Regions from separate parts of the Homo sapiens genome. Here region 2 is linked to region 1. A link is an interaction called in ENCODE POLR2A ChIA-PET data of the cell type or tissue named here. Cell type or tissue: Panc1. All regions are shown on one strand. Each heading gives the region's core, and the rest is flanking DNA. Links, peaks and the distances in the headings are about the cores only. Region 1 overlaps DDX23 (DEAD-box helicase 23). Region 2 holds the start of WNT1 (Wnt family member 1).

What was found. Peaks named below come from ENCODE experiments on the same cell type or tissue, not always from the same donor. Only the 100,000 strongest peaks of a DNase experiment are listed, where the experiment ranks them.
Region 2: POLR2A ChIA-PET joins it to region 1 with 5 read pairs; 19 of 35 experiments call an interaction of 5 or more read pairs at or near these places.

The regions. Positions count from the first base shown.
Region 1 is chr12:48,847,281-48,850,198 of GRCh38, forward strand. All of the region lies in intron 1 of DDX23 (DEAD-box helicase 23), which reads right to left. Among named protein-coding and RNA genes, the nearest start is that of DDX23, 3.4 kb to the right of the region's middle. In Panc1, for the core only: no CTCF peak of the experiment used is centred there; no DNase peak of the experiment used is centred there.
Region 2 is chr12:48,975,521-48,978,424 of GRCh38, forward strand. WNT1 (Wnt family member 1) reads left to right here and starts at 2,802. Exons shown (of 4, transcript NM_005430.4): 1 at 2,802-2,904. It also overlaps the pseudogene RNU6-940P. RefSeq lists a silencer at 2,487-2,856. In Panc1, for the core only: CTCF peaks have their summits at 1,106, 1,314 and 2,634 (motif pointing left); no DNase peak of the experiment used is centred there; H3K4me3 peaks cover 278 bases.

The DNA.
Region 1 (2,918 bases), core at 192-2,691:
CCAAAGCGGGCAGATCATGAGGTCAGGAGATTGAGACCATCCTGGCCAACACGGTGAAACCCCATCTCTACTAAAAATACAAAAATTAGCCAGGCATGGTGGCACGTGCCTGTAGTCCCAGCTACTCAGGAGGCTGACGCAGGAGAATCACTTGAACCCAGGAGGCGGAGGTTGCAGTGAGCCAAGATCATACCACTGCACTCCAGCCTGGCAGCAGAGCGTGATCCGTTTCAAAAAAAAAAAAAAAGAAAGAAATACCTATGTCTTGACTGGGTGTGGTGGCTCATGCCTGTAATCTCAGCACTTTGGGAGGCTGAGGTGGGTGGATCGCTTGTCCAGGAGTTCGAGACCAACCTGGGCAATATGGCAAAAACCCATCTCTACTAAAAATATAAAAAATTAGCCACGCATGGTGGTACACGCTACCCAGGAGGCTGAGGTGGAAGGACTGCTTGAGCCCGGGAGGCAGAGGCTGCAGTAAGCCGAGATTGTGCCACTGCACCCCAGTCTGGGTGACAGGGCAAAACCCTGTCACACACCAAAAAATAAAAAATAAAAAAAACACTTACAGCCCTAAGAAAACAATCCCAAAGGAAGGCTATTTTCTCTGTACAGCATCCTGGATTTCATTCATTCTTTCAACAAATATTCACCGAGCACCTACAAGGTGCCAGAAATTGTTGTAGGTAACGGAGACAAAGCAGTAAAGAAAACAAAGTCTCATGCTGGGCGTGGTGGCTCACGCCTATAATCCCAGCACTTTGGGAGGCTGAGGCGGGCAGATCAAGAGGTCAGGAGATCAAGACCATCCTGGCTAACAGGGTGAAACCCCGTCTCCACTAAAAATACAAAAAAATTAGCCGGGCGTGGTGGTGGGCGCCTGTAGTCCCACCTACTCGGGAGGCTGAGGCAGGAGAATGGCGTGAACCCGGGAGGCAGAGCTTGCAGTGAGCCGAGATCATGCCACTGCACTCCAGCCTGGGTGACAGAGTGAGACTCCGTCTCAAAAACAAAACAAAACAAAAAACAAAAAAAAAAAGAAAACAAAGTCTCCTACTTCATAAAGCTTAAATTCTAGTGTAGCGGAAAGGATTTTAAATAGTAATGAATGCTAATGAAGAAAATAAAACAGTGATATGATGGGTAGGGGTATAACAAGAGATAGATGGCTCAGGGAAGAAGTTTTAGTTGACATTTAAGCTGAGACTTGAATGATGGGAAAGAGGGCCATGAAAAGATCAGGGTAAAAAACCCTTGTTAGATACAAGAAATGTGAACTAGCTTAGCATGTTTGTCAGGTTTGTTTTGTTGTTGTTGTTGTTGAGACAGGGTCTCACCCTCTCACGCAAGATGGAGGGCAGTGGCACAATCACGGCACACTGCAGCCTTGACTTCCCAGGCTCAAGCGATCCTCCTGCCTAGGCCTCCCAAGTAGCTGGGACTATAGGCGCATGCCACCACACCTGACTAATTTTTTTTTTTTTTTTTTGAGATGGAGTCTTGCTCTGTCGCCCAGGCTGGAGTGCAATGGCATGATCTTGGCTCACTACAACCTCCACCTCCCAGGTTCAAGTGATTCTCCTGCCTCAGCCTCCTGAGTAGTTGGGATTACAGGCGCGTGCCACACCACGCCTGGCTAATTTTTGTATTTTTAGTAGAGGCGGGGTTTCACCATGTTGGCCAGGCTGGTCTCAAACTCCTGACCTCAGGTGATCCGCCCTGAGTGCCCAAAGTGCTGGGATAACAAGCATGAGCCACCATGCCCGGCCCCAACTAATTCTTAAAATTTTTATTAGAGACAAGGTCTCAATTTGTTGCCCAGGCTAGTCTTGAACTCCTGGGCTCAAGGGATCCTTCGGCCTCAGCCTCCCAAAGTGCTGGTATTACAGGTGTGAGCCCAACTACACGTTTGTCAGTTAAAAACATATTTGTTTGGCCAGGCCTGGTGGCTCATGCCTGTAGTACCAGCACCTTGGGAGGCCAAGGCGGGAGGATCACTTAAGCCCAGGAGTTCGAGACCAGCCAGGGTAATATAGCAAGACTTCCCGTCTATTTTGAACAATAAAATTTTACATTTATAAACAGTTAAAAATCAGCCGGAGGCCAGGAGCAGTGGCTCACGCCTGTAATCCCAGCACTTTGGGAGGCTGAGATAGGCAGATCATGAGGTCAGGAGTTCGAGACCAGCCTGGCCAACAGGGTGAAACCCCGTCTCTACTAAAAATACAAAAATTAGCCAGGCGTGATGTCAGGCATCTGTAATCCCAGATACTCGGAAGGCTGAGGCAGAACTGCTTGAACCCAGGAGGTGCGGGTTGTTGTGAGCCGAGATAGTGCCACTGCACTAGCCTGGGTGACAGAGCAAGACTCCCTCTGTCTCGAGAGAAAAAAAAAAAAAAATCAGCCAGGTGTGGTGGTTCACACTTGTAATCCTAGCACTTTGGGAGGCTAGGGTGGGTGGAATGCCTGAGCTCAAAAGTGCTCAAGAGCTCATAGGCAGAGGCCTGGGAGGAAAATATCGTCCAGGAACACGGCTTGTGCCCCCAGGAGCCAATACTACCTATGGGGCCCATGCCCCTTCGCTCCTGCCTGGGGAGGATCACCTGAGCCCAGGCTGAGGTGGAAAGACTTCTTGACCCTGGGAAGCACTAATGCAGGAGGAATACTGATTCAGGATGAGTTCAGTGAGCTGGGCAGGAGTCAGATAATGAAAATGTGTTACAGGTCAGAGTAGAGTTAACTTGGATTTTAACTGCAATGGGGATCTTAGAAGAGCTTTAAACAGGAAGCAATCTAATACTTTGGTGACTTGCAAGAAAATATATAGCAGAGAGACAGAGTGAAAACACAACCACTGAGAGTGCTATTATGGTACTCTAGGCAAGAGATGGCAGTGGCTTGTTCTAGGAACGTGGCGA
Region 2 (2,904 bases), core at 403-2,902, 130 kb after region 1:
TTTGATCTAAATAGAAAGTTGGGTGCTTGTTTTGGCAGCACATATACTAAAATTGGAATGATATAGAGATTAGCATGGCCCCTGCACAAGGATGACATGCAAATTTGTGAAGCATTTCATATTTTGAAAAAGAAATGTCAGCCAGGTCATAAACAGTGTGACCCAGATCTAGGGGCCTTACCCTCTTGCCCCCTACTCCTGGTGTGTGGAATGTTGGAACAAAGCACAGTGGCTCCTTTCCTCTCTTCCCACCTCTGCTTGACAACAGTCGTCAAAGACAGGGCTTCCATATTTTCCAGCCAGCCTCCCACCCTCACGGTGTTGTATCAATCCACCAGGCCAAAAGATGTGACCCAGGCCCCAGTGGGAAGAAACTCATAAGGGATAAAGGACAGGCTCCCCGTGATACATTGTCCATTTACTTGAGCTATCTATGCTGGGTGCTCTCTGCAGGGACTACTGGCTTTTGGATCTACGGAGGGTGCTGGACCACTACACCTTTTCCCTCTGGGGTGGATCCTTGGAAGGGCCAGATATACTAGGCTGGGCAAAAGGGAAGAAAAAAGGGAAAGAAGGACATTTCTTTCTAAAATAACTTCCATCAGGCTTCATTTGGGTTAATATGCATCTCATTTAAAACACAAGTGCCCGGGAATATTAATGAAACTTACCTGGCATTTATTCCTTAGAGTGATTTCCCTGCCTTAGAAGGGAATCCTAGTCATTTCTGGGACTTGAGACTTTAGGTTCAGGCCTGGGGAAATTTCTCAGTCAGAAGGCATCCTAAAAGACAAGGGAGATGAAAAAAATGAGAGCTAGAACTCAAAAGGGAGGCAGAAAGGCCCAAAAAATTATTTTTACCCATCAATTTTGAGAAGGGTTCCCAGCCTGTAATTGCTGCACACTGGCAAGCAGCTGGTAAGGTCGAAAGAGCATGGGCTTTGAGTCAAATTGGTCTGGGTTTTAATCTGGCTCTACCATTGATTCATTTATTAGACGTGGACCTTGGACAAGTGCCTGATCTATTTTTAATTCTGCAAAATGGGGAGAGAGAAGAGATCTTCCCTCCTTCCAGGGGCCATGTGTGTGGTGGTGGGGCATGATAACCAGGCTGGCAGTGCCCCCTATTCCCCATATAGGGAAAAGCAGCCACTTTTTTTTTTTTTTTCAGATGAAGTCTTGCTCTGTAGCCCAGACTGGAGTGCAATGGCGTGATCTCGGCTCACTGCAATCTCCACCTCCCGGGTTCAAGCCATTCTCCTGCCTCAGCCTCCTGAGTAGCTGGGACTACAGGTGTGCGCCACCACACTCAGCTAATTTTTGTATTTTTATTAGAGATGGGATTCCACTATGTTGGCCAGGATGGTCTCGATCTCCTGACCTCATGATCCACCTGCCTCGGCCTCCCAAAGTGCGGGGATTATAGGCATGAGCCACCGCGCCCAGCCTGTCACTTCTTCAATAGGAGGCCTAAATGGCCTTGAAGCTGAGTAGGAGTCCCTGGGAGAGAAGAGAAAAGTGTACAATGGATGAGATGGTCACAGGCACTCTGGGTATCCCAGTGTGGTGGGAACTAGAGCTTTAGGGAAAGACAGAAACTTGGCAGAAACATCCAAAGAGAAGCAAACACATGGAGGCACAAGTTTCCTCATCTAGGTTCAATGTAGCCAGCAACCCTTGTCTTCCCAGTCCTCTCCATCACCATACATACAGTGGACATCCGCACCATTTCCCATCCTTTCTGAGCCTAGGCCTCAGAGACTTAGCCACTCCAGGCTGGGTTCACCTCAATACCATCTTGGTTGTAGGCTCGGCTCTCTCCCCCAATGACATGCACTGGTTGACACATACCACAGTGTGACACGCCATAGGATGCCACGAGGTACAAAGGGCAACAGAATGACGCATACACACATATTTAATCTTCCCATGCACATGCTCATCCACCCACTCCACACACAGTCCAGACACTCTGCATCCCTCAATCATGCTTCTGAGTCTCCTGTCGACAGTTGCCACCTCCTTCCTGACACACTGCCCCAGGCGGTGACTGTGACAAGGTGACTCCATGACCTTTTCTGACTTGAGCTAAATTCCAAAATTCTTTGGAAAGTTTCCTAACATCCTTCGTCAGAACAAGGAGTTTCTGCACGTACCAACACACAGGAGGATGCACCCTCAGAACACAGCACATTCTCACTCCCACCCATATTCACGTTGTTCCACTTCACACACACACACACACACACACACACACACAGCCACTTGTGCGCTTCTTCTGGCGCACATGAGCAAACTGCCTGTTGCTTTAGGTTTCTCTCCACCGCTAGGCTCCTTTTGGTTAGCTCACCCCCACAACTCATCCCCGGGATTTCCCTGACCACAGCCGCACTCACGCCCCCGTCTCCCCTTTTTCCTTCTCTGTCCAGCCATCGGGGGTTCCTGGGCGGTTAAGCATCTCCCCGGAGTCGCTGCCCAGAACCACAGCTTTCCTTCCGACACTCAGGATGGGGGAGAGAGGGGACGTCGGAGGGGCCCGGGGTGACGTCGAGGGGACAACCCCACCGCGGGCGGCGAGGCGGGCTGGGCCCCTGGCGGGCTCTCCCCGCAGCACACTCTCGCCGCGCCCCCTGGCGGATGCTAGTCCTCGACGGGCTCCGGACGCTCAGCTGAGTGAGGCGGGCGCGCGTGGGAGGGTGTCCCAAGGGGAGGGGTCCGCGGCCAGTGCAGGCCCGGAGGCGGGGGCCACCGGGCAGGGGGCGGGGGTGAGCCCCGACGGCCAACCCGTCAGCTCTCGGCTCAGACGGGCGGGAACCACAGCCCCGCTCGCTGCCCATTGTCTGCGCCCCTAACCGGTGCGCCCTGGTGCCACAGTGCGGCCCGGAGGGGCAGCCTCCTCCCGTC